Linked DNA regions of Mus musculus: all the other regions are linked to region 1. Evidence: chromatin loops called from intact Hi-C (ENCODE). Cell type or tissue: left cerebral cortex. All regions are shown on one strand. Each heading gives the region's core, and the rest is flanking DNA. Links, peaks and the distances in the headings are about the cores only. Region 1 holds the start of T2 (brachyury 2). Region 2 overlaps Cep43 (centrosomal protein 43). Region 3 overlaps Gm33799 (a long non-coding RNA gene). Region 4 overlaps Sft2d1 (SFT2 domain containing 1). Region 5 holds the start of Mpc1 (mitochondrial pyruvate carrier 1).

The links. Peaks named below come from ENCODE experiments on the same cell type or tissue, not always from the same donor. Only the 100,000 strongest peaks of a DNase experiment are listed, where the experiment ranks them.
Region 2: a loop joins it to region 1, with 3 times the contacts of the local background. A loop is called at or near these places in 6 of 42 quality-filtered maps.
Region 3: a loop joins it to region 1, with 9 times the contacts of the local background. A loop is called at or near these places in 23 of 42 quality-filtered maps.
Region 4: a loop joins it to region 1, with 7 times the contacts of the local background. A loop is called at or near these places in 17 of 42 quality-filtered maps.
Region 5: it touches region 1 in a loop (3.0-fold over the local background); 5 of 42 quality-filtered maps call a loop at or near these places.

The regions. Positions count from the first base shown.
Region 1 is chr17:8,370,588-8,376,450 of GRCm38, reverse strand. T2 (brachyury 2) reads right to left here and starts at 4,055. Exons shown (of 11, transcript NM_001161832.1): 1 at 3,948-4,055. The coding sequence starts at 4,055. In left cerebral cortex, for the core only: a CTCF peak has its summit at 3,583 (motif pointing right); DNase peaks (open chromatin) are centred at 3,604, 4,434 and 5,255; H3K4me3 peaks cover 1,333 bases; H3K27ac peaks cover 1,794 bases.
Region 2 is chr17:8,191,074-8,196,936 of GRCm38, reverse strand. Cep43 (centrosomal protein 43) reads right to left here. Exons shown (of 12, transcript NM_201230.5): 10 at 5,500-5,539; 11 at 4,656-4,752; 12 at 467-2,416. The coding sequence ends at 2,342. Among named protein-coding and RNA genes, the nearest start is that of Cep43, 28 kb to the right of the region's middle. In left cerebral cortex, for the core only: no CTCF peak of the experiment used is centred there; a DNase peak (open chromatin) is centred at 3,071.
Region 3 is chr17:8,261,514-8,267,376 of GRCm38, reverse strand. All of the region lies in intron 4 of Gm33799 (a long non-coding RNA gene), which reads left to right. It also overlaps the pseudogene Gm8465. Among named protein-coding and RNA genes, the nearest start is that of Gm33799, 8.1 kb to the left of the region's middle. In left cerebral cortex, for the core only: a CTCF peak has its summit at 2,544 (motif pointing left); a DNase peak (open chromatin) is centred at 2,536.
Region 4 is chr17:8,313,383-8,319,245 of GRCm38, reverse strand. It overlaps Sft2d1 (SFT2 domain containing 1), which reads right to left. Exons shown (of 8, transcript NM_134114.2): 2 at 316-402. Among named protein-coding and RNA genes, the nearest start is that of 4930506C21Rik, 5.2 kb to the right of the region's middle. In left cerebral cortex, for the core only: a CTCF peak has its summit at 2,852; a DNase peak (open chromatin) is centred at 2,830.
Region 5 is chr17:8,281,376-8,287,238 of GRCm38, reverse strand. Mpc1 (mitochondrial pyruvate carrier 1) reads right to left here and starts at 3,452. Exons shown (of 5, transcript NM_018819.5): 1 at 3,278-3,452. The coding sequence starts at 3,348. In left cerebral cortex, for the core only: a CTCF peak has its summit at 3,174; DNase peaks (open chromatin) are centred at 2,981, 3,513, 3,838, 4,289 and 1 more place; H3K4me3 peaks cover 2,955 bases; H3K27ac peaks cover 3,169 bases.

The DNA of each region.
Region 1 (5,863 bases), core at 616-5,615:
TGATTGCCGTGTCACTCAACTGTGTGTGTGTGTGTTGGGGGGGGGGGGGTTGGGGTGGGGGTTTCACTTTAAAATGGAGATTCCCCCTTTCTTTTTTAGGAAGGAAACTGAGGAAGTTGTTTCAAAACAAAATAAACGTTCAGGATGGAGCTGGAAAGGGGTGTGAAAGGGAGCCCTTTGATTTCCCAACTTGTGTATTTGGGCTCAGACAACATCTTATGTGCATACTAATCAAATGGTAATCCTGCCCTCCTGCCAGGACCGAGGCGTTTGACACTAAGTCATCTTGCCAACAGAAGGGCATGGGAGTATTTTAATTCCATCTAGGGGTGTTGGGGGGGGGGAGGGAGGGGGGAAGGTGGGAGATCCCTGAGGCAGGTTTGGGGACTGACTCGGGCCTGGAGAGCCGGTGACAGGAGGAATTATTTCCATATCAGTGACCTCTTCGAAAGGTGTCAGCTACTTACCCACCCTGCCCCAGGAAAGGTTCATAAACTTAACTGTTCTCCCAAGGGTGGGCTTGAGGGGTCCACCCCAGGGGGCCCAGTAGCAGCTGGGGGGGGGGGCTGCTAGGAAAAGACCTCATTAGAGACCAGAGTGCCCAAGTTTACTGTTCTCTCAGATGTGTAAAACTTCAGAGTGGCCACACGGCTCAACCTGTCGTCCACAACACAGGCTTCAGCTTATTTTGCCCTTCTGCCAGCGATATCTGGAGAGAACCCTAGAGGTGAGGTTGCTGAGTGGCTCTTAGAGGGCTCTCCTGTACGAGATGGGACAAGCTCTCACACAGCTGACCACTGTAGGCCAGGTCTTTAAGTTGTTTCTCCTGTACTTTAATAATAAAATAATAATAATAATAGGTATGAGTATGGTTCCAGCTAGTTTTATGTCACAAGCTAGAGTCATTTGGGGAGAGGAAATCTCAATTGAGAAAATATGCCCCACTAGATTGGCCTGTGGGCAAGCCTGTGGTACATTTTCTTGCTTAATGACTAATGTGGGTGGGGCCGCCCCTGGCTGGTTGGTCCTGGGTATTACAAGGCCAACTGAGCGAGCAGTGGGGAATCAAGCCAGTAAGCAGTGTTAGCATTTCCTCTAGGCTCTGCCCAACAGTTACCTAGCATCTGGAGGTACAAGCCAGTAAGCCAGTCATATAAGGGCTGCTCATGGTCAATCTCTCTTCCCTCTCCGGCTCTCCTTCCCTTACCCCTCCCTCTGTCTTCCTCCTCCCCTCCGTCTATTCTCTCTCTCTCTTCCCCCTTTATTCCTCTCTTTCTTTCTCTGCCTCTACTCCCTTCTCCATACCCCTTCCCAGGTCTCAAATAAACTTCCTTTTATACTAGGCCCATCAGTACGGCTGGTATCTCAGGGGGTGCCTCTGCATGGGCCCACTAAGGCACCCCTCCCCTCCTGCTCCATCATACCATATTTTATACAACATAATAAGCCAGGCTCCTCTGTAGCATATGCTCCAGTTCCTGCCTCCAGATTCCAGCTGTAATTTCATGGCAATGGCTTCCGTAGATGGTGGAGTGCGAGATGTAAGATAAATCAACCCTTTCATAGCCCCTGTTTGGGCCATTGTGCTTCAACACAGCCATAGAAGCCATAATGATGGAAAGGCGTTTAACCAGCATGCGTATATATTCACCACTTGTGTTCCAATTGTGGCAGAGACCAAAAGAAAGTGCCAGATCCCCTGGAACTTGAGTCAAGGATGGTCATGAGCCACCAGGAGGATGCTGGGACTCAAGCCCAGGTCCTCTGAGAGAGCAGCAAGCGCTCTTAACCACCAAGCCATCTCTCCAGTCCTGTTTCTCTCTCTATTAAATAAGTGTGTAAGAGTAGGTGTGGTATGGGTGTGTGTGTGTGCACAATGTGTATATGTGAAGGCCACAGTCAACCCCGGGTGTTGTCCCTCAGGACAGCCTGGAACACACCAAGCAGGCAAGGCTGGCAGGACAGTGAACCCCAGGGATCCAGCCATCCCTATTTCCCAATGCTACAATCACAGGTTAGGTGTGCGCTCACACCTGGCTGCTTATCCTTGTGCAGAAAGCACTTGACTCTCTCCCCAGTGTACAAAGAGGTTTTTTTAAAACAGGGACAGTTCACTCTGAAGCTCCCATGGCTCCACCCTACACCATGAAGCTTGGCTTCTGTCTCGCCATCTTTTTTTTTTTCTTATTGGGTTTTTCAAAACAAGGTTTCTCTGTGTATCCCTTGCAGTCCTAGAACTCAATTTGTAGACCAGGCTGGCCTTGAACTTATAGAGATCTGCTTGCCTCTCCCCCACCAAATGCTGGGATCAAATGTATATGTCACCACCACCCAGCTTGGCCATCTTTTAAAATATGTCTTCTTGGTCTTTGTGTGTTCGAGTTTGTATATGTGTGCCTATGTGTGGGCCTTCAGGGGTTGTGAGATGGGTGTGTGGCATTGAAGACTAAATCTACGCGTTTTCTGGTACTGAACCATGGGGGTTTGGTTGTTTTAGAAGTCCATGGATCTCTCATTAGTATCCTTTAATCTGTGAACAATAATGAAGGGGGTGTTTTTCTTCATTGTGCTTAATTAGAAATCTAGTCAGCCGTGAGATACAGAAATCTGGGGCAGTTGGTGATTGTGTACCACGAGTCTCAAATGCCTGATGTATCAGGTGAGTACCAAGCAGGTCAAATGAATTCCTTCCCAAATAAGACCACTCCCTGTCCTAGAGCACTAAGACTCTTGAGATGGCTTCATGGTTCCAATTCTTTCCCTGTCTTTGCCAGCCCTCATTCTTCTGTCTACGCTGGTGCACAGGCCCTAAGCTCACAGCCTCAGCCCATTCACCACCAAACAGAGGGGTGAATTGGTACTGCTTGGGCCCAAACGGCAGAATCGGGGTCCCAGGAAAGAGTCTGTACACTCTGGTCTTGCTCCTCAACCCCACATGCTTAGCCGTGTCCCTGTGCCCTGCAGCCTGATTGCTGCCCGATACATGCAGCGGCCACTTCTGATGCCGCCCAGTGTCTCCCATCCACCACCCACCTTAGTGGCCACTGGCCTCCTTCAAAGGAACCAAATTCCCTCCACCAAGTCTCCAAAACTAACTGCCTGGCCTGCTCTCCCTTCATTAGCTGGGGATCCAGAGGAGTGGGAAGGGTCCTCCGACTCAGAACCGTGGTCTCAGTATCTACCTGAGGTAGAGACACAGTCTCCCCTCTAGACCTCAAGTTTCTGGATTTTAAAACTCAAGGGTAAAATAATTAAAATAGGAAGGAAGGAAGGAAGGAAGGAAGGAAGGAAGGAAGGAAGGAAGGAAGGAAGGAAGGAAGGCAAGCCAGGTGGGGGTGGCACTGAGTTCTTGGCCAGCCTGGTCTACAAAGGGAGTTTAAGGGTAGTCGAGGCTACACAGAAAAAAACCCTATCCCGAAAAGAAAAACCAAAAAAATAAATAAATAAAAAAGAAACGATTCACAGAACACAGGAGGGTTTGCAGAGTTTGATCCTTGGTGTCACAGTGACTGGAATGGACGCCAGGGAAGCATTTGGGGCCTGTTTTAAGCCACGTGTGTCCCTCGCTTCAGAAATGCTATTTCCTCTCAGCCCCACCAGAGGGCGCCGTAGAACAAGGAGCCTTTGTTCATAGACTTTCCATATAATTCTTTTGAGCTATTTTCATTCACCATGCGACCTCGGATGACAGACTGAGACTGATTTTAAGAAACAAAAAACAAACAAACAAACAAAAAACAAACAAAAAAACCCAACAACTTTGTTGTAATTTTACGTTCTTACAGTTTTAATTGTCTGGAGCTACTGACTGCCGTTCTAAGTGTGCAGTGGTATGTCCCGCTGCTCATTGTAGCTTTGTGGTCAGAATATTTACTGAGCCGTTAAATAGAGAAAGATCAAAGACAAGACTGGCTCCCTTTGTTCACAACGACACAAATAGTGGCTACCTGTTCCGGCAAGGTCTGCTGTGCTGCCTTCTCTTTGTCCTCCACTTGGGTGTGACACCCCCTGTGTTTCTTTGGCGTTTTAAAATGGTCTCTCAAGATCTGGGCCATCCTGTCACAGGAACAACAACAACAACAAAAATGTGCGTCAATTTTAAAATTACAGCATTTTAAAAACAGAGTTAGACTTTTTTTATACTGTGACGTGTTGGACAGTTAGCTTGCCTGTGCCTGTGTGTACCCCAAAACAAAAAGATGCACAAGCCAGTTCTGGAAGCAGTTAGGAAACACAGGCAGAGAGCCCTTTCACAGAGTACACTGAAGCAGCAGCTCCTTGATGCTGCAAACTGGCTGAGGCTCAAAGTGGGCAAACCACAGGAACAGTTACAGAAAGTGAGGAAGCAGGCAAGACAATTCTGAGTCTCCCAGACGCCCCTGGAAAGGAAGTTGCTTTTCTAAGCCCAGCAGCCGCATCCTCTAGGCAGGGAGGGGCTACAGGACCACAGCCGCTGCCTGGCTCTGGCTGGCCACATGCTCCGCCTCCAGCCCAGCCCCCTCCCACCAAGCGCGCTCCTTCTGTTTCTTGGCTTTGTGATTCCCAGCAGCAAACCATGCTCTGTTTTCTGTAGCTGAGCAACGGGGCTGAGGGGTGTTGGATGGTGGAAAGAAGTCCTGGCAGGTGGTTTGTCAAAGACGCTGGCAATGGGGGCAGAGCATTCTTAGGGCTTATGTGGGAGACTGGCAGTCATCGCAGACTGCTATCACAGGGCTTCAGATTCCACCCTTCCCTTCCCTTCTCTTCCCCCATAGCCACCTATATAACCCCTTCTTGACCTTTTGCAGGATGCTTTCTTATACAGAAGGTTGAAACAGGAACTGGATAGACACCTCCGAGATTAAGAGCGTGCATGCTCTTACAGAGGACCCAGCTCCCAACCACCAGCTCCAGAGGTATCTAATGCCTCTGGCCTCCGACTGCATGCACAGGAACATACAGAGACAGACATGTATATACATAATTAAAAATAGTTTTAAAAATTGAGGTATGTGATTCATATACTCAAAACTCCCCCCTTGAAAGCCTGTGACTCAGTGGGCTTTCGGTGGGGTTTTTCCAGAGATGTGCGATTATCACCATAATCAAGCTGTGAGCATTTTGCTTGCCCCAAAAGGAGCACAGCATCCCAATACCTGCAGCTTTATCTATGGCCTGGCTTTAGAGAATTTTCAGGCTGAGTCTCGGTCCCCAGTAGTCACAAGTTGAAGCCCCAACCTCAGCACCTCAGAATATGGTTGCATTTGGAGACAGGTCCTTGAAAGAGGCCCACTGAGTTAAATGAGATCACAGAATGGGCCCCGATCTAACCCACTGTCCTTGTGAGAGGAAACGTGGCTACACGGACACACGCATGCATGAGGAGCCACCAGGAGCATGGGCTGCCAGCAAAGAGAGTGGCAAAAGAATATCAGGCCACGTGGCAGCATCTGAGAAGGGAGGCTTCCATCCCGCAGGCAGGCCCTTCTGCTGCCATCTGACCCGGCACAAGTTCAGCTGTCCACATACCCTGCTCCACTATGAAACTGGGAGCCCAGATAAATCTTTCCTTTCTCATTTCCACGGGTATTTTGTCAGAGTGATGGAACCCTAAAACATCTTCCTGCCTCTCAGGATCACTGAGATTCCTCCAGAAGGCAGGGGCCTGCCACGTGAGCAAGTGAAGGCTGGGGTATTCGGTGGGGGAGGGGCAGTGTGCTGGCTGGCTCGTCTGTCAGCCCGACACAAGCTAGAGTAAGGAGCAAACCTTAACTGAGAAATCGCCTCCCTAAGATCCAGCTTTAAGACATTTTCTTAATTGGTGATCAATGTGGGGAGAGCCCAGTCTGCTGTGGGTGGTGCCATCCCTAAGCTGGTGGTTCTG
Region 2 (5,863 bases), core at 524-5,523, 180 kb after region 1:
TGTAATTAGCCCCAATAAACCGACAAGTTCACCGAACCAGACTTGAATGGTTTCTTGGGTATCCTATCTAGGTGAATGACATTTGTTCATGTCTCCCACAACAGAGAAATCAAACACAAGGATAAACCTAAGTGGAGAGAGAGTACTTAGTCTAGTGTGACATTTTTACTGAAAATCACCCTTGTGTGGCTGCGAGGAAGCCATTTCAGACAAGGAAAGGTGAATACAAGCACCTTGAGAAGCTGTGGGGTGCAGAAGCTTGGGGGCCTGCAGGACCCAGTTCTAGGACAGTGAACAGAGGCTTGAGATGGCACGAAGAACAAGGGAGGCAGGAGCACCATCTGCTGCTGTAGTACACGAGGGGCAAGATGGTTGCTCATCAAAATGAAATGGCATTTTACAAAGCAAAGTAGAGCATTTAAAAAACAAAAACAAAACAAAAAAACCAACACTGTAAAATGGAGGATACTGCCGGCCAACATTTTAATCCACTGTTCAAAGAGACATTTATTACATGCAGAACCTGTCATTCATTTCACACATTAAGGTTTAACAGGTTAACAATATCTAAGCAAGGAATACTGTAGAAACCACTTCTTCCCTGTTGAATTTCACATTTTTAGAAGTATTCAATACCTGCATGTAGTGCTGACCACAAAGTTGAAGCCTGCTTTTTCTTTCCACCCTCTCAAGACTTACCAAAAGGTCAGTCACTGGGTAATAGAAAGTCTCAAATTTCACATTTGACTGTTGGAAAGTCTTCCTCAAATATACAAAGCCACATCCTGCCATGCTTGCAGGCCAGTTCACTAACTGGAGTGCCTACCAAATATTAAGGCACACATCTGATCCAGACTCCAGATGCTCAGCAGCCCCAGGCTCTTCCACAGTACTGAAGAGATGACAGGGCACAGCATTATCTAACAAGACGACGACAGCATCTTCATCCAGTGCTGATCCGAAGAGTCAAGCATGGGGCAGACTAAGAACTTAAGTACCCAGGGCTTCCAGGACACCTCTGTTTCTGTCCTACTTCCTCTTGATGATTATAGCTCAGTTTCACTTAAGTTTTAAAAAGCCAGACTCTGTTGTCAGAGAGCCCGAGTCTTTATTACTATATTTTCACTTCCTCTACACTTACGCCTGATAAACGTCGATGTGCTTACGCACTATGGACTGGAAAGTGGCACTGATACAAACCACAGCACCTGCTCACTCACTCACTCACCATGGATCAGTGATGTCCAATTTCTCTTTTAATAATAAAGGTAGCTTTTAATAGTCATAATTGAAATAAAATGCACCTAAGTTTCACACAGTCCCAAATTTTAGTGGTATGACTCATGCACTGGGCTGAGTTTCTATCTGTACATTTTCAATACTTTAACATTACAGACGCCACTGTCCTATATCGCTGCAGTACTACATAAACAGTGTACATTAGATCTGCCACGAATTCTACTATTGGCTTTATTTTTAAAGAACTACAATGCAATTATGTACAGTATACAAAGTTTGTCAAACTGAATATGCATGGTCTTAGGCCATTACTACTATTTCACTCCAATTTGGATTTAAATATAATCAACTTACAGATCTGAAATAAAAGCACTGCTTAATGGTTTCAGATGCATTTTGGTATTGAATGTTTCAAGGCATTTTTAAAAATAATAAATTACGACTGTAATGAAGTAATCTGTGACTATAGCTGCTTACAGACAGCAGGAAGAACGTGACCTTAACTGGTAACTGTTATTGACAAGTCTATGAATTAAGAGTACTAATCATTTCTAGTTTAAAACAAGCAAAACTAAGAGTACAGAGTACTTGAATATAACCGTAATGGTCTAACAAACCTTCCAAATGGAAGGAGATACAAAATAAAGTTCATAGATCAATTTACCTTGTACTGATACTCTTCAGCACCATGGACTTACCAGGTCAGTTCACCAACTCTGGGCTAACCCGCCTGATACACACTAAGTGGGCGAGCTCCCTGGAGCAGCCACAGACACATAGTGGCACAAACCATGGCTGTACTGACCCTCTTTCTGCTCTTTAACACTGATATTTCACGGTTCCCTTGCTATAGTGAGCCTGACTACAGATGATTTCCTTGGAGCCATGCAGTTAAACCAAATTCAGAAGAATGAATCTCCTAGAAATGGCTCATATAGGAAGTATATGTTTACTAAACCGAAAAGTTTAATTTTAAAAATATCTGCAGTCTTTTTGAAATGCAAGGCACCAGCAGGAGCGGACATTCCAGCAAGAGTGACTGAGGAAAATGGAGCCAGTGATTCGTTTGTCCTCTGTTGCTCAGAATACTTCCTTTTCCTGTCTATGCAACATCTTCCAGATAGTCAGCAACATCACTGAGCTGGGAAACAGTCAGGTCTTGTGTGAGGTCATCGAGCTTTGTTGTCCAAAAGAAAGAGAAAAATCAGTATAAGCAAAGTCTGAATCAATCTGTATATTGTTAGATTTAAACGTATATATTTATAAACATATAACTTATCTTTTAAAGTCTGCTTGGGGGGGCCAGCCCTGGACTAGAGATGGCTTATGGGGAACAGGGACACTAGGTGAGAACAAGTCTCCTCTGCAAACTTTGTGACACTCTCTTAACTCTGCTCATCTGGCCCTTTGCATCTTTCTTTGTTATTCTTTGGATATAGGAAATGTTAAAAATAGAATCTCTTCAAATAAACCACCCTCCTTCTCTCCTATGGCCAAACAGCAGTCTTGGTATACAACTTTCTGTCACAAAGAAAATTGTAACTATTGTACATAACCTTAAAGTTGTTGTATTGTTTAAAAAGAAAATCAAAAAAGCCCACACATTGCAAAATCCAGAATCCTTTGGATCTGTATGTCTTTTTACTAATTGTTATTAAATAATGAATTCCTTAACGTAATCCATTGTATTTGCAAGACAACTGACTACTGTATTAAAGCCAATTTTAGACTAGAGACAAGAGCGGGGTGGGTGGGGAACTATAAATAAGAAAGATCTGTCATCATCTACAGGAGACGTCTGTCTCCACTGAGCTGCTGGGCTCAGCAGTGCTGCTGACTCCTGTGTGACTCTGCTCTATGCTCAGTCTGTGAGTCAGCTCCAATAGCTTAAGGTGGACTCCTTTCTATTTTATACGCACTCTGATCAAGCTTGCTGCAAACAATGTCAATCTGATTTCTTCCTTGGCTATTTGGATGTTTATTCTCTCTCCCGCCCGACCGCTCTGGCTAGGCTCTCCCGCACAGTGCTAAATCATGGTGGTCAAAGTGTTGAGTGCTGTGAAAGTCTGAAAAACAGTAGTTGTTTTTCTTCCTCTTGCCTCCCGGTCTCAGTTACTGCTGGCTGCTGCTGGGGATCAAACCCAAGCCTCACTCTTGCTACCTAAGTGCTCTATTGCCCAGCTCGCCTGCTTGTTTCTGTTTTGAAATCTGTGATATCACCAAGAAGATGAGTTAGCAACTGACCTCTAACATGAATTCCATTACAAATGCTACACAAAAATAATAATGCTCAGTATAGTCTTTGATAAGACTTCAAACTGTTTGACTCTTCTGGATGGTAACTGGTGTAAAGGTTAGAGAAGAACCCATCTTATATCCTGGGGTAGTAATTACAGACGGTCTCTCGCCTGGTGTCATTTAAGTGCTAACATTTTCACCTTATAAAAGAAACTGGTAAAGCTGGGCATAGTGGTAGCACTTGGAAGACAAAAGGCAGGCGGATCTCTGTGAGTTCCAGAACAGTCAGAGACTGAATCTAAAAAAAAAAACAAAACCAACAAAAAACACCTCCCAAACCAACAAAAAACGAAAAAACAATCAAGAACAATGGAAAAAATAAACCACGCCAACAAAAAGAAACTGAGATGTTAAGACTCATGCTTACCTAAGACAACTAGCTTCTGAAAGGTGGAGGCAAGAGACTTGGTTCAAGGTTGGGGCTTGCCTTTGCTACATATTAAGTTCAAGGACCCTATCTCAAAAAATCCAAACCAGACAACAAAGGAACTCAATACAATAAAAATAACATAAACTCAAAATTTGCTTACTTCTTCTAAAATACCATCTTTCTTGAAGGCCTTCTCCTTGTGTGATAATCGGAACTCAGCCTACACTCACCTTTTTTGAAGGCCTCGGGCATCTTCTAGTTATCTCATGACACGAGAGGGCAGACCCACCCAAGTTGTGAACAACAGAGATGATGCAGCTTATCTCTGTTGGGTGAAAAGCTCCAGTGTGGATCTTAACAATGGATTCCGGGCTTTAACCTCAAGTAAAGGCTGTTTCCTTTTGCTCTCCTGCCTTGGGGAGCCTGAGATGACCAGAAGTCCATCCCACCCCCACCTTTCCCAGGAAACAGAACCTCACCTGTGACCCTAAGAGAGGCAACATCTGACTCGAGTCCTGATCCCTTGTGGCCACTCTTAATCAGAAGCAAGTCCAGAGAGGCCTGCCAGAGCACAAGTACCAGCTAATGATAGCCGAGTCTCACAGACCCCTAAAGGTTTGCTTCAGACTTGGAATATGTAAGTGTCATCAACTTCTGTGATTTTCAACCATATTTTACTAGTCATATACATTTCCTAGGCCTCACAAGTCATTAAGTGGACAGACACACCCAGACTGTGGCCCCTTACTTTATCACTGGTGTTCCCGTCCTCTACTCCCATGGAAAGGTCTTCTTCAATCTCTTCACCAATACTTAGCTCACTTTTTTCTGAGCGATGGCTAGCACTAATTAAAAGAGGGGAAAACGACAAAGAACTCTGAAGAACAACTACTATTGCTCAAACTTTCCAGAGATTCTTAACCCTCTAAATACCATACAAAACCAACATTAAACATCAACTTCATATATAACATCTGAGAAAGCTGACAAGGGCTGCAGAGGCAATCACAGGGAAAACCTGATCTCTCAAATGCCACTCGTCATATGCTATTGCTATCTCTAAAACACAGTATAATAAATTATAGTAGTAAACAGGAATCTCTAAGCAAAAGAAAAGTGTCAAAATACCCAGACATGCTATTTGAATTTTCTAATCCTATCTATAACAAATATTATTTTCCCATTAAAAGGCAATTCATACAAGAAAGTTACCTCAAACAAAATGTTAAGTAATGTCATATTGAAGAAGGCAGTTTTGCTTAAAGTCAAACTCAGATGATTCCCACCCCCAAAGACAAAAATGTGCCTTAGGATAAGCTAGCGATTTGGTTTTGAGTGACAGGCTAACAACATCTCAGCCACTTCTTTATTTTTTCCAACCCCCGGCCCCAACACGGCGTACATACTCATCTGTACTGTACTGTGAGATGAAGAAGTCACTCCAACATATAATTTTGGAGTAACTATCTTTCTGTACTTTCAATCAACATGAAAAAGATAATTAAACACCAAATAAACCCAATGTAATTTTGCCATATCTGTATTCAGAAAGTATTTAAAGATTCATATATTCACCTCAAGGTGTTTCTTACCTATTAAAATCATCAGCATAGTCCTCATCTTCTCCAGTGCCTGGCAATCAGTTTTTAAAAAGGAACATGTTAAAAATATTATTTAAAATACTTATTTTAAATAAGCATGTTTCCTGTAAAACAATATATTTTTGAATATTACTTTATGAAAACATAAGTACCACAATAGTATCTAACTGTTTTTCAGATTTATTTATTTTATATGCATGAGTATTCTACCTGCATGTATAGTATGTATGTGTGCCATGTGTGTGTCTGGTGCCCAAGGAGGAGAGAGTATTGGAGCCCCTGGCAGGAGGCAGAGCTACCATGTGGATGCTGTGGACTGAGCCTAGCCCTCTGCAGCAGCAACACTCTTAAGCAC
Region 3 (5,863 bases), core at 468-5,467, 110 kb after region 1:
CTGAGGTCCAAAAAGGCTAGTAGTATCCAAAATCTTTTCAATCTCTTCAAAGAAGATGGTTCTGGGGGCTGGAGAGATGGCTTACCAGTTAACAGCATTGGCTGCTCTTCCAGAGAACCTGAGTTCACTTTCCATCATCCGCATGACAGCTCATACTTGCCTATAACTTCAGTTCCAGGGAATCCGACATCCTCACAGATGTAGGCAAAATGCCAACACATATGGACTGGAAATAAATTTTAAAAAGAGATAAAATACCTGTCGATATGTTATCAGAAAGCTCTCAAACCAAGAAGGGGAGAAACCCAGGACCAAAGCACCCATGAGTTGGCATCTTGTTACTCCACACGTCCTGTTACAGAGATGCCAGCGTATTGATCTGAAGAAACAATGCATTAAGTGGCTGTGGGTATGCTAAACTTTTGGCCAAGATACTGAGGGAAGCCAAAGAAAATGCCATGAACAGATTGCCAAGAGATGTAGGCTGTCTTCGCCGAGAGAGCTTCTACTTCTGAGTCCAGTCTAAGTCAGAACTTTAAGAGTAACAAATAAGGCGGGTGGTTCAGAGGTCCTGAGTCGCAACCTGGCAGTGGTGGTGCACAGAAACCCTGCCTCAAAAAACAAAAAGAGTAACAAATTAATGATCAGACCTTGGTGGGGGTAGTGTTATACCAGGGAGAGGAGATGGCACAGCAGTCAAGATGCCCACCAGCAAGCCTGATGACCTGGTGTGATCCTTGGAACCCGCATAAAAATCTCTATGTGGCAGCACCCATTAGAAATCCTGGCATGCCTACCAAGGTGGAAGGTGGAGACAGAAGAATCCGCCAGAATCACATACTCGGAACTGCAGCAGAAACAAGATAGATCCTGCCTCAAAAACAAGGCTGAAGGAGAATTGGTTGACCTTGACACAAGCGTGTGACACACACACTTAAAAATACTCTTTTGTTTGTTTTTAAAAGTAAATGTATTTATTACAGGGCTTGGCAAATGCCTCTAATTTAGGGCTCAGGAACCTGAGGCAGAGGTTCAAGCTAGCCCGAGTTACTCAGTGGAGACCCTGTTTCAACAACAAAAAACAAGAAACAAAACAAAACAAAAACAACTCACCTCCCAAACTTCCCTGAAGTCCTTACATAGCAGCTCACTAGGTAAGGAGGCCTCTAAGCCCTCCCACTGGAGGGACAACCAGCGTTAACACCTTGGGTTCCAACGAAGCCACACACTGATCATCTCAATGCTTTTAACCTGTGCAGGTCTATCGTGACATTTGTGATTTTCAGCTTTTGCCAGTGTGGACCATCAGAGAACAAACCCCATGTTCTGCTCAGAACTCAGGGCTAGCAGTCGCCTGTCCAGGCTGCAGAAGGAACCAGAAGCAAAAGCTGGCGGCAGTGTCCCCTAGGGGCTCTGTCTGGCACAGTGCCCTTCTGAGAGAGCTCTTTTTTTTTTTTTAAATACTTTATTTTTATTTCATATGTATTGGTGTTTTGCCTGCATATATGTCTGTGTGAGGGCATCATATCTCCTGGAACTGGAATTATAGATAATTGTAAGCTGTCATGTGGGTCCTGGGAGTTAAACCCAGATTGTCTGGAAGAACAGTCAATGTTCTTAACCACTGACCCATCTTTCTAGTCCTTGAAGGATGCTCTTGCATTGCAATGCCTTGCAACTTCTCTGGTCTTAGCTGGTCTTCACTTCATGGAGAGAAAAGCACCTAAGAACTTCTCACAGTATACTGACTGATTCTTCATGCTTCCACTGACTGCCAATTCTTTTTTTTTTTCATGTGAAACTGACTTTTTTTATTAATCATTTTATTCATTTACATTTCAAATGATATCCCCCTTCCCAGTTTCCTCTCCACAAACCTCCCATCCTATTTCCCCTTTTCCCCCTCCCCTTTCCCTCTATGAGGTTGCTCCTCCACCCACTCACCCACTCCCGCCTCATTCCCCTACGTGGAACTAATTTTTTTTTAATTAGGTATTTTCCTCGTTTACATTTTCAATGCTATCCCAAAGGTCCCCCATACCCACCCCCCCCCAATGCCCTACCCACCCACTCCCCCTTTTTGGCCCTGGCGTTCCCTTGTACTGGGGCATATAAAGTTTGCAAGTCCAATGGGCCGCTCTTTGCAGTGATGGTCGACTAGGCCATCTTTTGATACATATGCAGCTAAAGACAAGAGCTCCCGGGTACTGGTTAGTTCATATTGTTGTTCCACCTATAGGGTTGCAGTTAGTTCCCTTTAGCTCCTTGGGTAATTTCTCTAGCTCCTCCATTGGGGGCCGTGTGACCCATCCAACAGCTGACTGTGATCATCCACTTCTGTGTTTGCTAGGCCCCGGCATAGTCTCACAAGAGAGAGCTATATCTGGGTCCTTTCAGCGAAATCTTGCTAGTGTATGCAATGGTGTCAGCATTTGGAAGCTGTTTATGGGATGGATCCCTGCATATGAGAGCTCTTAAAGGCTCTGGAAGGCTAGAAATACCAGCAGGTCTGAGCAGGCAAACACTTATCGCTCTCTAGTGGCAGATTGTAAAATTGCAAACGCACAGAACTCGTGAGGCTTAGTCAAGTTCCAGAAAGAGATCCACCAAAGAAGTCCAAGAAGGCCACTTCATATTCCTGAAAACACCAAAGTCCCACTTAGAACGTGTATAGCTACCAGTCAGGGACGGTAGTCTGTCCTGTCTGCATTTGGGCTCTGGCACCCAGATTGAGTTCAAATTTCCGTTCCTATAGCCTGGAAGCTTCCAGGTTCCTCCTACTAAGGGAGGGAGAGAGGGAGGGAAGGATGGAGGGAGGGAAGGAGGGAGGGAGGGAGGGAGGGACAGATAAGGACAGAGGGAGAGAGAGAGAGAGAGAGAGAGAGAGAGAGAGAGAGAGACATGGTGGAGTTAACAGCTGTACCATTATAGATCTTTTTGGATCCCTCTATATTCCAGAAATCAGAACATCCAGGATTTTATGAAGGCAAACAGTCAGGTATATGCATGGTGTACCTGTGTTGTCTGAGGTGGAACCTTATATGCCTGTGAGTTAAACTCCTGTGAGTTTCTGCAGGAAACATGAACATGTGTGTTCCTAGGATGACCAAGGACAGAGCCACAGGGTCAAGCTTGCTGCTGTAATGTACGTTATATTGGGAAACTATCACAAGCGATTAAAACTTGTTGAAAGTAGACTCTAGTTCCTATAACCAGTCCTGTCCTGAGCCAGGCTGTCTGGGAGAGGGAAACCCAGCAAGCAGCAAAGGGCGTGGAAGACATTGACTCCTTGAGACTGTCTAGAAGACAGGCCATTTCCAGCAGGGTTTATCATGCTACAAAAATGCCCACAGAAGGGCTGAGAGATAGGTCTGAGAGGTCTGGAGTTCAATTCCCTGAACCACATTATAGCTCACAACCATCTGTAATGGAATCTGGTGCCCTCTTCTGGTGTGTCTGAAGACTGTGACAGTGGACTCACATACATAAAATAAATAAATCTTACAACAACAACAACAACAAAAAGCCCACAGAGGGGACAAGAAGCACAGTGCACATCCACGGAGAGAAAGGCCTCAGGTGGGAGCACCGGTCAACTGCCTCAGCCTCAGGAGGGAGCATTGCCTTGGGCATTGCCTTGGGTGTACTGGCTGGTTTTGTGTGTCAACTTGACACAGGCTGGGAGTTATCACAAAGAAAGGAACTTCAGTAGGGGAAATGCCTTCATGAGATCCAGCTGTAAGGCATTTTCTCAATTAGTGATCACGAGGGGGGTTGGGGGGTGGGGGGGTGGAGGGGGAAGGTCCCCTTGTGGGTGGTGCCATCTCTGGGCTGGTAGTCTTGGTTCTATAAGAGAGCAGGTTGAGCAAGCCAGGGGAAGCAAGCCAGTAAAGAACATCCCTCCATGGCCTCTGCATCAGCTCCTGCTTCCTGACCTGTTTGAGTTCCAGTCCTGACTTCCTTTGGTGATGAACAGCAATGTGGAAGAGTAAGCTGAATAAACCCTTTCCTCCCCAAGTGCTTCTTGGTCATGATGTTTGTGCAGGAATAGAAAACCTGACTAAGACAAATTGGTACCAGGAGTTGGGTATTCCTGTGACAATCTGACCATGTTTTGGGGAGGACTTGGAAGGACTTTGGAACTTTGGGCTTGAAGATCCATTCATTTAAGAGCTCTGTCAGATGTTGTGTAGGAGCTTGGAAGATAATGTTGAGAACAGTGTAGAAGATGGAGGTCTGGCTTGTGAAATTTCAGAGGGAAAATTAAAGACTCTTTTCAGGGCCATTGCTATTTTGATTGGGAAGATTCTCTGGTTCTGGTTAGCTGGGGCTGAAGAATCAGCTGTGATTAACAAGATACCAGAACTACTAAAGTGAAACTTTTGCATTAGTGGGACTATTGATGCTGGTTAGCTGGAGCTAAGAAATTAGAGGTGATGAAGAAGAGGCCAGCATCATTGAGGTGACATCTTCTGGGAAGTGCTTCTGAGAGCACAAAGAAGCTGTGTTCCAGAGATAGCCAAAGTTGTACCTCGTGCAGCAGCAGGGCTTGGTAATGTGTAAGAGTCACCCAGGTGGTACTGGTTTTGAAGGCATGAAGGGGTGGGTCATGCATAGCAGCTGAGGCTCGGCACTTGGATAGGCCATGGAAGGCCATTGGTGAAGGTGCAGCCTCAGTTGCAATTGATGGCCCAGGACAGAAGGGGTCATGCAAAGGAGTTGAAGCTTAGCACCATGAAGAGAGCCTATGAGAGGCTGTTGGTGAAGCCTAGTTAGAGCGGAAGTCAGCAGTGTTTTGGAGATGCCAGTACCATGAGATGACCATCAAGAACAGCAGCAGCAGTGGAGTACAGGCAGCTGGAGCCTAAAAGACAACGTGTGTGCTACAAAGGGCAAGGCTGGAGAAGTGACCCGAGCCCTTGGAGGAGCCTAGAAGATAGTGAGTTGTATCCCAGACATTGGACAGTTGGAGTTTGATTTTGCTTTTCATGGTGACTGTGCCCTGATGCTTTTCCCTCTTGGAGGAAGTATTTTAGTGGAACCCTCAGTGAAGAGACTTCTAACTGTAAAGACTTTGGATTTTAAGAGAGATTGAAATTTTAAGAATTTGCAAAGACTGTGGGACTTTTAAAGTTATTTATTTATTTTCCAAGTGTCCCTTTGTGGGCACATACTTTATTGCACATAAATTTTTGTACATCCAGTTCCCAAATGAGATGTGCTCATTCATCTTTCAGACCCTCACAGCTCACAAAGGCCCTGGCACATGGTAGGCACTTGATAAATACTTCTTCAGAGCATGACCATTCACGCACCATGACCTTACAGTAGGCCAACACGCAGCGGCTCCTGGCCCGTCTGCTCTGCAGACCACGCAATCCCACAGTCCTCTTTGTGAACTCCTGTTCACTTTCCAGATCCAGGAGAGCGTCCAGTGTTTCACTCTCAGAACTGAAGTCCCAGCAGGCGCTTGCCTGCACACCGCGTTTACTATTTCTTCACTGGGTTGATCCTTAACAGAGGATCAATCTTAGTTCCTATCAGTGGTAAGAGCTCTGGTGTTTGATCCTAGAGGAGCATTTCCTTCAGTTTTTGTCACGTATAAAAGCTGTGTGTCGAGACTGAAGGTCATCTACTATCTTCTCTTCTATCACCAAGCCTTTTGCCACCTCCTCCTCGGACAGCAGTAACTCTGTCTCCGAGTCTTTGGTTACAATAATCACAAAGGACTTTATTGACTCCAGGATGTTGGCCACCACCACTTGATGCTGGTAAACTTCCAAAGCATTCCGAGCCCGACTGATTATGATGTCCGGGTCTGTCTCCAGCTTAAAGGAAACTACAAATGCTTTAGGAGCCCAGT
Region 4 (5,863 bases), core at 446-5,445, 57 kb after region 1:
TTCACACTGGTCGCAAACTAAGTACTCATTTGAATGCCAAGTTAAAACAGGCTTACTGCAACACAGCTAAATCATTGACTGTCTGGTTTTCAAGAAAAATTGGTGTTCCAAATACAATTTTAACATTTTCTCCAAATTACCATAACATTAATTTCTGTTTATTTTTAATCAATCCTTACACACTTATTAAAGGTCACTGTGTTCCATCAAAATAATCTAACATTTAGATACAGCAGGCTACTTCTGTTTGTTTTAAATTAAAATATTCATTCAGAACAATGTAAGACTATTAAAAAAGACAATGCCTTAACTCACAAGGAATGAAAAGAAAATGCCAGCAACAAAGCATATGACAAACCACTTCAACCTGGTGTTGAAACTCAGGGATGAGGCATCCAGGACCTTAGAAAAGAGGGACAGTTAAGAAAGTTAGATCAGCATGTATAAATCTGACTACTACAGTAAGCAAGCTTCTTTGTCTTTTGAGACAGGGATTCTCTGCATATCTCTGGCTGTCCTAGAACTCACCATGTAGACCAGGCTGGCCTTGAACTCATAGAGATATGCCTGCCTCTGCCTCCCAAGTGCAGGGATTAAAGTGTGTGCCACCATACCTGGCAGCATTCATTGTTAACATGGACCTGACTCTATAATACTGTCACTTCTGTGGTTATAAGGACAATGAACATCAGCTGATGCTGGAAAACAACCTGGTAGGTAGAATCACAGTACTTTTTAGGTCTCATAAAGTCCTTCCCTGTTGGGTGCAGCACATACATGTTCATCTAGGCACAAAAACACAATGGTAAAGATTCAACTGGAATAAAGCCAGGTAGGCTGCATGCTGGACACTGCTGAAGCTGGGCCTGCACACAGGCTCATCCTACACCTCTCATCTTCTGCCAGGCCTGCGGAGTGAGGCAAGGATGATCTCGGTGGAGACCTTTAAGGAAGCAGGGGGACCTGGAGAGGGAAATGGAAGGCACCCAGCAAGGGTGTGCTTCACCCAGAGGTGAGCCTGGGTCCTCAGAGAACCACTTTGCAATGGATCTCTAGCCTAAGGAGCGAGCTGGCTTCTGGGGCCCTTGAGGAAACTAGAAATTTAGCCAAGCATGGTAGTGCCTATCTGTAATCCCAATACTTGGGAAGTAGAGGCAGGAGGATCAGGAGTTGAGAGCCAGCCTCAGCTATACAGCAAGTTCAAAGCTAGAATTAGAAATTTACAAGAATTTCTACCCCAAATTGAACTTTCTAATGGGCACTACGATATACACTAAGAGCAGTAAGAACAGCAGCCAGGACATTCTCAGCCGTGAAATCATAATAGGAACTTGTGGGCATCAGCCTGCAATCCCCTTGGTCTCCACTTCTTACCTCAGCAGATCATCTGGGAATCCTTATGCAGCATGAAAGGCAGAGAGAAAAGTGCTCCGTCAGCGCAACACACCACCTTTAATGTTTCTTAGTGTCTTTGCCCTTTAAGTTAGACATCCTGATTCCAGCAATTCCACCCACTACAGCCTAACTGGACATGTGGTTGTAAATTGGGTGAATGGGGCTATGGATACCCAATGCCCCTTCTTACCAGGGATTTATACAATACCTGTATTTTCATCACAGAATAAGACACCCCAAATGTGTACATCACTTAACAAATAATCTGCTGTCACACACATCAGAACACCATGCTCTGTCATACATGCACACAATTTTCACTTTTCATCTTCAGAACTTCTTGCTGTCACATGAGACAGTAAAGCCTTTGACCAGGAGGCCACTGAGAAGACACAGCAAGGAATCAGGGCTGAAAGATGAACCCCTGACACTGACTCCTCAGCCACACAGGCAATGAGGAGAACGGATGGATGCACCACACAGTAACCCCAGCTTTGCACCTGTACTTGATGATAGACTAAGGCCCAGGGCCACACCACCTGCAGGGCCAGGGAGAGTTACAGCCACACAGCCCAGAGCCCATGCCTCCAGAACACTTGCTGTGGCTTTCAATGTAGTGAAAGCCCTCATTTCTGCGTTCCCCTCCATCTCTCCCACAATGGCTGGCATGTAAAAAGACAGCAATCGGCAGAAGCGGAAGGCCCTGCTCCTCACATCTATTCCGAGCAACACACTTGCTTGTCCCCTCTCCTCCTGGGATTTATGAGGTAGAAAGCCACTTTGCCCCCCAGTTGCCCCTAACCAGCTTCCTTGGTCCTGTCCTTCAGGATTCCTGGCCACAAAGCCAATCCTACCTACATGGTAGATCTTGCCTATTCTCCAAATTCAACATGGACAGCCCATCCGTTCTGTTCTTCAATCCATCTTCAGTGGCTTTTCTCTTTCATCCTACCCATTGACTTACTGCCAGAGCCTTCTTCCCTGCAGTTCCTCTGTCTCTGAAATCCTTGTTCAAAAACCCCAGTCTTGGGGCTGGGGTTCAGGAGCTAAGAGCACTTTTAGATACACTGGACCTAGGTTCAACTCCCAGCACTCATATGGCAGTCACAACCGTTCCCAATTCAGGTTCCAGGTGTCCAAGGCCGTCTTCTGGCCCCAGTGGGCATCAGCTATGCATATGGTGCACATGCAGACAAAGCAGTCATATACACAAAAGAAAACTAGTCTTAAAAAAATAAGCAATGTCCTAGGAGCTGCTACCTGGCCTGCCTCGCAGGCTCCTTATCAGGCCCTCAGCTCCTCCTCACTTCAGTGGCAATAATGTTGAGCACCACTCTTGGTCAAGTCTGTTTTCAGTCTCCCCACCCCAACCTGTTTTCTAGAGCTACCTCAAGCCTCCCAGTTCTGCTTCAGTGCCCCTCACTGAGCTGACAACTCCACCTACTGACAGCACAGAGAACTGAAGGCAGCAGCTCATGGCTCCCATTGAGGTTTGAGTGACAGCTGCCCCCATCCACTCACATACTGTGAGTGCTTGGCCCCCAGTTGGTGGAACTGTTTGGGCAGGATTAATATCTATGGCTTTGCTAAAAGAGGTGTGTCACTGGGGTGGGGGTGAACTTTGGGGTTTGGAAGGTCCATGCCATTCCCAGTTAGCTCTCTGCCTCATGTTGTCTCTCAAGATGTGAGCTCTCCACTACTCTCCAGAGCCATGTTCACCTACCTGGTGTCATGCTCCCTACCATGACGGTCATGGACTCACACTCCAAAACTGTAAGCCTCAAATAAACTCTTCTGTAAGCTGCCATTGTCATGTTGTCTTATCACAGCAATAGAAAAGTACCTAGGACATCCACTTACTTACAAGAGCACCAGGCCCCTGCTCTGGCTCCCGGGAAAAGACTCTTCCTACCTGTCCCAGGGAGGCACACATTTGCCTACCTGCTTTAGGGTCCCACCCCTCAGGCCTGCTTCAGGAACTTCCTTGAAACAAAATCTAAAAAATAAAAAAAATAAAAAAAAAAAACCTCCCTCCAGCCTCCACAGCCAGCCAGCCACTCCTGACACTGAGAACAACTATGTGCTTCTTCTAAGAGCTAGGTGAGGGGCTCAGCTCCTGGTTATAAACAAACAAATACTATATGCTGATCAGGCATGGCGGAGCCTGTCTTTAATCCTAGCACTTGAGAGGCAGAGGTAGGAAGAACTCATGAGTTCAAGACCACCCTTGTCCACATAGTGAGTTCCAAGCCAGCCACACAGACACCTTGTCTAAAAAACAAACAAACCAGTATGCGAGGTGCTGTAACAAACACCACCACCATCACCACCACCACCTCTTCTTCCTCCTCTTCCTTCTCCTGATTCTGGAAACTGTGAATCTAAGATCAAGTGTTAATAGACAAGGTGTCTGCTGCTCCTACACATGATAGAAGGGGCAAATGGTCTCCCTGTTAAGCAAAGCAGACTGTCATGCTGGAAGTTAGGCCTTAGCATATGAATTTGGGGAGCATTCAGAACACAGCACTGGATGTGACTGTTGAGGACTGACCATGAACCTCCTGGGAAGCTGCCATTCCACATGGGCCTGGAGCACCATAGGCTCTAAAGGGAGCCGCAGTCCTGACCTGCAGCTCCTCACTGGCTGTGACCTTTCATTTTCACACAGTGTACCCCAGGCCTGAAGACGGGCCTGAAAGGCTTGATTCTCTAACCTTAACTGCTCGGTGTTTTTCTGTGATTGTCCTAATCCTGTAACTATGTAGAGGCCTCAGCAACTGGGCAGCTCAATAACATGTAGAAGACTCAACTCAGAGACCACATGAATTTTTGGAGTGTTATGATTAAAAAAAAAACGTTAATTGTCTTAGAGTTTTACTGCTGTGAACAGACACTATGACCAAGGCAACTCATAAGGACAACATTTAATCAGGGCTGGCTTACAGGTCCAGAGGTTCAGTCCATTATCATTAAGGCAAGAACACACAGCATTCAGGCAGACGTGGTGAAGGAGGAGCTGAGAGTTCTACATTTTCATCTGAAGGCTGATAGCAGAATACTGTCTTCCAGGCAGCTAGGATGAGGGTCTTATAGCACACACCCACAGTGACACAGTTACTTCAACAGAGCCACACCTTCTAATAGTGCCACTCCTTGAGCCTGGCATATAGGAACCATCACAGTAACTAAATGTTTCACAGCACCTTGGTAGGTCATAGTCAGTCTTCTGAGAGCCACTGCTTGGCTTACATAACAGGGGGTTTTATTAACATCTTCCATGCAGTGAACTTGAAGGTGGAACATGGCCGTTTCCTTTGTTAACATGGACTAGTTATCTGCCGTGCTGGGCTACAATGTGCACCTAGGGTTCCCCCAAATCCTAACCTTTCAGACACTGGTGCTAGAACACAGAGCCTCAGGGGCATTCAGACACGGCAACAGAACCTTTGGAAGTGGGATTAGTTTCCTTTCCCAGGGAATTCCCACACCCCTTGCACTGAAACTGGAATGGTACATCCACAGACCAGAAGGTGACCCTTGGGAGACAAAGATTTCACTCTGACCATGATCTTGGGACTGAATAGTAAAAATTAAACTTCTGTGGTTTCTAAGCTCCCCAGTCGTTGAGTTCTGGTCAAAGTCTATGAACACACAGTTCATGGCAGAGACTTGTTAGGCTTCAATGACAGGTCGCAGGACAGACAGGCCTTACATGCAAATGGGGAAGGGCGGTCAATGGTGAGAACAGCAGCCAGAGCAAATAGGAGGGTAACTAGGAACAGCCTAGTCTCTCTGAAGACATTCAGTGCTGACTCCACTAGAAGAGCCAGGTTGGAGCATTCCAGAAAGAATGACCTTGCTAAAAGACTGCCAAGTTGTACAGCTAAGAAAGGACTCAGGCAAGGAAGCTGAAACACCTGAAGCACAGAGTCCTGGCAGGTGGAGGAGGGACTAGGTACGTGCAGGTCTGAGAAGCTAACCTGGGCTTAACTCTAGAAGCACAGTGGTGGGAGAGCGAGCAGGATGGGGTTCTCTGAGGCCTGCTTCAGGCCTTTCCCTCTAGGAAGATGTCCTAGATACCTGCCAAGGAGGGCCTGGAACCCTAGCTTCTAGTCAATCCTGGCCCTCAAGCCTCTCTGCAGCAGAACGGAGTAGCTCAATTTCCAGGGTGCCTGGACACCCTTGTCTAACCTGCACCTGGGTGACCATCCTATTCCATAGATAGGACCTTTTCCATCCTGCAGTACAAGAAGTCACCACCCCACTGCCCTACTAAGCCTGGTCACCCACAATCGCAGAACACCCTGAACTCTACACAAACTTTCTGGTCCTCACTAACTTCTAAGTATCTCTCACCTTGTGGTCTATCCTCCCCGAGGGCATGCGTTCTTCCCACACATCCTGCAGGACAAGCAGTGTGCTAGGCACTCTTCCCTCTAGGCCCATGCTCCTCCCCAGACACATAATA
Region 5 (5,863 bases), core at 618-5,617, 89 kb after region 1:
GGACAACTACCATGGAAGAAGCTTGTGTTTCACATAAATCACATTAGTCATTAGCTGGCTTATGGGTTTTCCTAAGCTTATTTTATTTCCTAATGTCTGATGAGCCCAGGCTGGGTGTGGCAGCACACACCACTACTCCCAGCTCTAGGGTGCTCTCTGTGAGTTCAAGGTCAGCTTGATCTATAGAGCAAGTTCCAGGCCCACTGTGGCCACACAATGAGAATTTGTCTCATCCCCACGCAGTCTCTACCTCCCCAAAAGGTATTCCAAAAATACCCAACCCTGCAAGTCTTTCAAACCATCCTGTGCATCATTATTCTACACATCAACCCCGTTTTGGCCTCACAAGTTGAGCATTGAAAAGACCTCAGGTTTTCTAATTGCTCTAAATATCATCTAATTGGTCATGTGGCAGGCAAAGTGCTAGGTTACCCCCAACTCTAATATTCCATGTTTAGGAAGCACTCCTTTTATCTGCTACAACTTTTCATTTGGGTAAATAATATAAACAAAGCCTTCCTGGGAACTCAGAAGTGAAAGTCAACTTAGAACACCTTATTAACTTGAGAATATTCACTGCCAACATCTCACTAACCTCAGAGCTGTAAGCATACTGTTAAAGCATTGGACAACCTGGGTTCCACCTAAATAACATGTGATACATACATACACAAGTATGTGTGTGTATGAGAGAGAGAGAGAGACAGAGAAAGGAGAATATGTGTGTGTGTGTGTGTATATATACAGTCACCTCTGCTCTAAATATAAACTTTCTGTCAGTAAGGTACATAAGGAAATCTTTTTGTTTTGTTTTGTTTTTTTCCAGACAGGGTTTCTCTGTATAGCCCTGGCTGTCCTAGAACTCACTCTGTAGACCAGGCTGGCCTTGAACTCAGAAATTCGCCTGCCTCTGCCTTCCGAGTGCTGGGATTAAAGGCGTGCGCCACCACGCCCAGCAGGAAATAGTTTTTTTAAAGAAGACTTTGAAAATCCAGATGTGGTGGTGTACACCTTTATTCCCAGCACTCAGGAGGCAGAGGCAGGAGGCAGAGAGGCAGGAGGCAGAGAGAGAGGCAAAGAGAGAGGCAGAGAGAGAGGCTGCGAGGCAGGAAGATCTTTGTGAATTCAAGCCCAGCCTGGTCTAATGAGTTCCAAGACATGCAGAGATATGTAGAGATCCTGTCTCAAAAACAAAACAGGGCTGGAGCGATGCTCTGCCAAAGGTCCTGAGTTCAATTCCCAACAACCACATGGTGCTTTACAACCATCTGTAGTGGGATCCGATGCCCTCTTCTGTGTGTGTCTGAAGACAGCTTCATTGTACTCATATACATAAAAAAATATAAATCTTTAAAACAAAGCACCCAAAAGTAAAACTAAGAAAGTGGTTGGAGTCAGGTAGTGGTGGCGCACGCCTTTAACCCCAGCAACTTGAGAGAGGCGGAGAGGCAGGAGGATTCCTGAGTTTGAAGTTGAGCCTGGTCTACAGAGTGTGAGTTCCAGGACAACCAGGGCTACACAGAGAAACCCTGTCTCGGGGGGGGGGGGGGGGAGATATATGACTCAATGACTCAGCAGGTAATGACGCTACTGTTCTTACAAAAGAGCTGGTTTTCATTGCCAGACCTACATGAAGGCTCTCAACTGTCTGCATGCTTGTTCCAGGATGCCTGTTCTGACCTCCATAGGTACATATACTCAGGTTCACATCAAATACATAAAATTAAAAAAAAAAAAAAGAATCGAGGGCTGAGGGTATAACTTTGTAGGCCTTTTAAGGCACAGGACCTGAGTTTGAGACTCAATATTAAACAAAAAAGAACGGGGGTGGGGGAGGGACTGAGGGACTGTTAAGAAAACAGACCTAGAAATATAGAAAGTTCTTGATCTGAGTCTTATCAAAAATCAAGTGCAGCAGCACGGTGCACTGGGGGTTGAGCCCAGGCATGAAGGCGGGTCCCAGGGAAACAGAAGCGCCTCGCAAAGGAAAAGACATTAATCAAGATGGTGAAGACGGATGAGTAAGACAGTTGTAGAAACTCAAGGCACTAAGTATTTACTATTAACTACAATACTACTGTAGACTGGCTGGCCTTGAACTCAAGAGATCCTCCAGCTTGTCTCCCTTGTGCTGGGATTAAAGGCGAATGCCACCACTGGCAGGCTCGGTATTGACCACTGAGAAGAAAATTAAAAAGCAGCCCTCCACTTATCTAACTTTAAAATCACAAGAAAATAAAACTATGCTTGGAAATATTGTAATCGGTTTCTAAATTTTGTGAGATCCTTAAAATAGAATCAGGCACCAGGAAATTATAACTGAAAATGAATTCTGGAAAGTGCTTCTTCAACCTCTCAATGTCAAGCCCTCGGGACACACACCTTGCAAGTAAATGCCTCTTCTCAGACGCACTGCGTGGCTGCGACACATGATTGTCCGGTCCCCCTCCCCCAAGCACCGTCAAATGGAAAACAAACAAACAAAAAAACAAACAAAAAACCAAAAAAAAAAAAAAACCCCGCCCTCTGTGCTGCAAATTCTAGCTCCCATTACCCGGATCCCGGCACATTCCAGCACCGCTCCCGCCAAGTCCCGGGCCGGGAGACGAGGAGGGGGATGGTAGCACCCAGTGTCCCCACGTCAACCCACGCAAGGGCATCCTGACTGCCTGCCCAGGAGCGGTGTTCGTCCGGTCGGTCACGAGCCGGAGCGGCGTCCCTGCAGTCACACCGCGTCTTTCAGTCAAGGACTGGAGCTCTGTTCCCTGTCACCAGCCATTCCCTGGGTCGTCCTGCCCGGGAGCGCTGTCCGCTCGGTCACTTGTCGTCCTCTCAGTCACGGGTGGGAGCGCTGTCCCCTCGGGCATGGGTGGGAGAGGCGTCCCCTCCGGCACAGGTTGGGGCGGGGTCCCCAGTCACACCATGTCTTTCAGTTCGCGGGGCTGGAGCTGTTCCCTGTCACCTGCCATTCCCTAGGTCGCCTTAACCAAGAGCGCTGTACCCTCAGTAACCTGCGGTCCCTTAGGTCACGGGTGGGAGCTACGTCCCCTGAGTCCTGCTGTCCCTTCAGGCACGGGTGTGAGCGCTGTCCCTTCTGCCCTCCTAGTCACAGGTAGGAGCGCCATCCCCTCGGTCACTTGCTGTACCCTCGGGAGCGCCGTCCCCTCGGGCACCGGTAGGAGCGCGTTCCACCCGTGCGCCGCTCTCCTACCTTGGCACGGCGCCGCAGGGTTTTCCCGCAGCGGGCGGCTCCCCCACGGCCTACCATGACGCTCACCTCATGAGATAGTCCCGGAAGTCCTTGCTCCGGACATAGTCCGCCGCTTTGCGCACCAGCGCTCCAGCCATGGCCGTGCCGTTGGCGGTGAAGCCGCTACCTAGACAGATGACACCGCTGTGGACTCGGCTGAGGCCCTCGGCGCTCTCACCCCAGCGCCCGCCTCACGACACTCGGAGAAGCCTTACGACCGCTCGGCGCTCCACCAATGAGAACGCGCTAGACCGCAGAGCGCGTCCGGGATTGGCTGCCGCGGTCGACACACCCCCCGCCTGCCCTCGGGGCGGTGCGCGCCGCGGGGCTGCCGTCGTAAAAGGGCCCGGCGGCCCGGACGACTGGCGGTTGCTAGGGGCTGCGAGGGTGACACTCCTCTGCCCGGGGGTCCTGGGCAGGCTTCCGGGGTCTCAGCGGGGCGTGGTGGGCAGGTCGGGCTCCTGTCACCCCTCGCCTGTCCCTTTGCCCCGCGGGCGGCTGCACAGAGACGGTGAGATCCTGCAAACCGGCGGCGACCGGCTTGGGATGGAGTCACCGAGTGCAGAGGAGGGAGGCAGTTAAAAATAGCTAAGAGCCTCAGTCTCCAGAAGTGTGGCTGCCCACGTGTGGAAAGCACAGGTTACATAAGTGCCCGGAGCGTGCATACTGCAGCTTTAGCCTGTACACCCGCAGAGGCTCAGAGCCACACCCCAGACATGGCGGGGGGGGGGGGGGCAGAATGCAGAGAGAGTTGAGCCGGAGGTAATGAGAAGGGCCTGGCTACATTTCCTGTCACCACTACCACTCTTGAGGAGAGGAAAGGTGACAGAATCCCTTCCGCCGTAAACCGGATCGCGTGAAGAACACAACTGCCTTCAGGCTGCTCGCAGCCACACCCGAGTAGGCCACACCGCGCTAAGGGTCGCTAAGGCCCGTCCCCTGAGTTCGTGCCAGTGTCAGTCTTTGTTTACCAAAAGGAGGCTGAAGACGACCTTCCCCTTATAGGGAAGGGTCTGCAGGGCCCGGACTGCAGCGCTCTTGCCAGGTTTGCTCCGGAAGCCCTGGCTGTGTTCCATCTCCAGCACTGCCGTAAACCAGGCTGGGTGGTGGGAAGTTCAAGGTCACCACTGAGTCCTCGGGGTGGGGCTTGGGGCGAAAGTTATTAAACGAATGGTAATCTTCTGTGGTTTTCCCCTTCTATGCATAGTAAATATGTGCAGCTTTTCTCAGATTTAATTTTTGCCGGTTTATTCTAACAATCTTCCGAGAATAGAGGGGACTCTCTTCCTTACCAAAACCGAACCTGAAGCGGGCCTTGGTGGCAAATGAGTTTGATCCCAGCACCGAAGATGCAGAGGCAGAGGCAGAGGCAGGAGGATTTGAGTTCAAGGCCAGCCGTGTCTATATAGCTAGTTCTGTAGCCCTGGCTACTCAGAGAAACCCTGTCTCAAACAAAATTTAAAAAACGAAAAACAAAAAACAAGGCCAGGCAAAAAAAACAAAACAAAAAAAAAAAAAAACACACAAACAGCAACAACAACAAAAGCACAATTTGGGGATTATACCTCAAATCAAGGAAAGTTGAGTAATTTAGAATGCCACTGGGGAATATGAAGTCTGGAATGCACTGGCAGAAATGAATATAGGAAGTTAAACCAAACACTCAAGGGAATGCATAAGTATTAAGAATGGACATTCCCTTTGGCCAGCAATTCCTTTCTAGAGCTGTCCCTGGAAAGGCTAGTTTGTGGAGCTTATTTTAATATGGAAACAATCCTCAAGGCGTTCCAGCGTGTGTCATAGTGTGTAACTTAGCAGGTGAGAGAGAAAAGAGGACCCATTCAAGGCTGGCCTGCGCTACATGACATCCTGTCTTAAATAACTGCAAATTAGTAATAAACCAGGCCTGGTAGTGTACACTTTTATCCTAACAAGTGGGAGGCAGAGGTAGGCAGACCTCCTATGAGTTCTGAGACCAGTCTGGTTTAGATAGCGACTAGGCAAGAAAACAAGTTATTTATGTTCTAGTGCTAAGTAATTATAGTATTTATCTGCAGGAAAAAATGTGTGGACTATTGTATAAAGTATGTTACTCATTTGTGCTCAGCGATGTTTTTGTGTGCAAAGATATTGGGACAACACTGACAGTGGCTACCCCTAAGTGTAACGGAAGGGACATGAGATGGAGGAAAGTAATTTTTTTTTTTACTGTGTAGCCCTGGCTGGCCTGGAACTTGTGACATCTTCTGTTAAAAGGATGTTTTATTGTAATCTGGGCATGGTGGTGAACCCCTCTAATCCCAGAACTCAGGAAGCAGATCTCTGAGCTTGAGGCCAGCCTGGTCTACCTAGTGCATTCTAGGACAGCTAGAGCTTCATAGTGAGACTCTATCAGTCAATCGATCAATCAGTGTTTCATTATATGGATAGAATAATGCTTCTGAGTGGTCTCTAGATCTAGAAACATTTGAGAGACTAAGGTGCAAGGATGGAAGTCAGTTCACACTGGGTCAGACACAGCGGGGAAAGTCTAGGAAGCTTATGTCTGAGTCATGATACCCACTGCGACCAAAAGAAAGTTCTGCAGTAGCCTGTGCCTACATGTGTCAATAC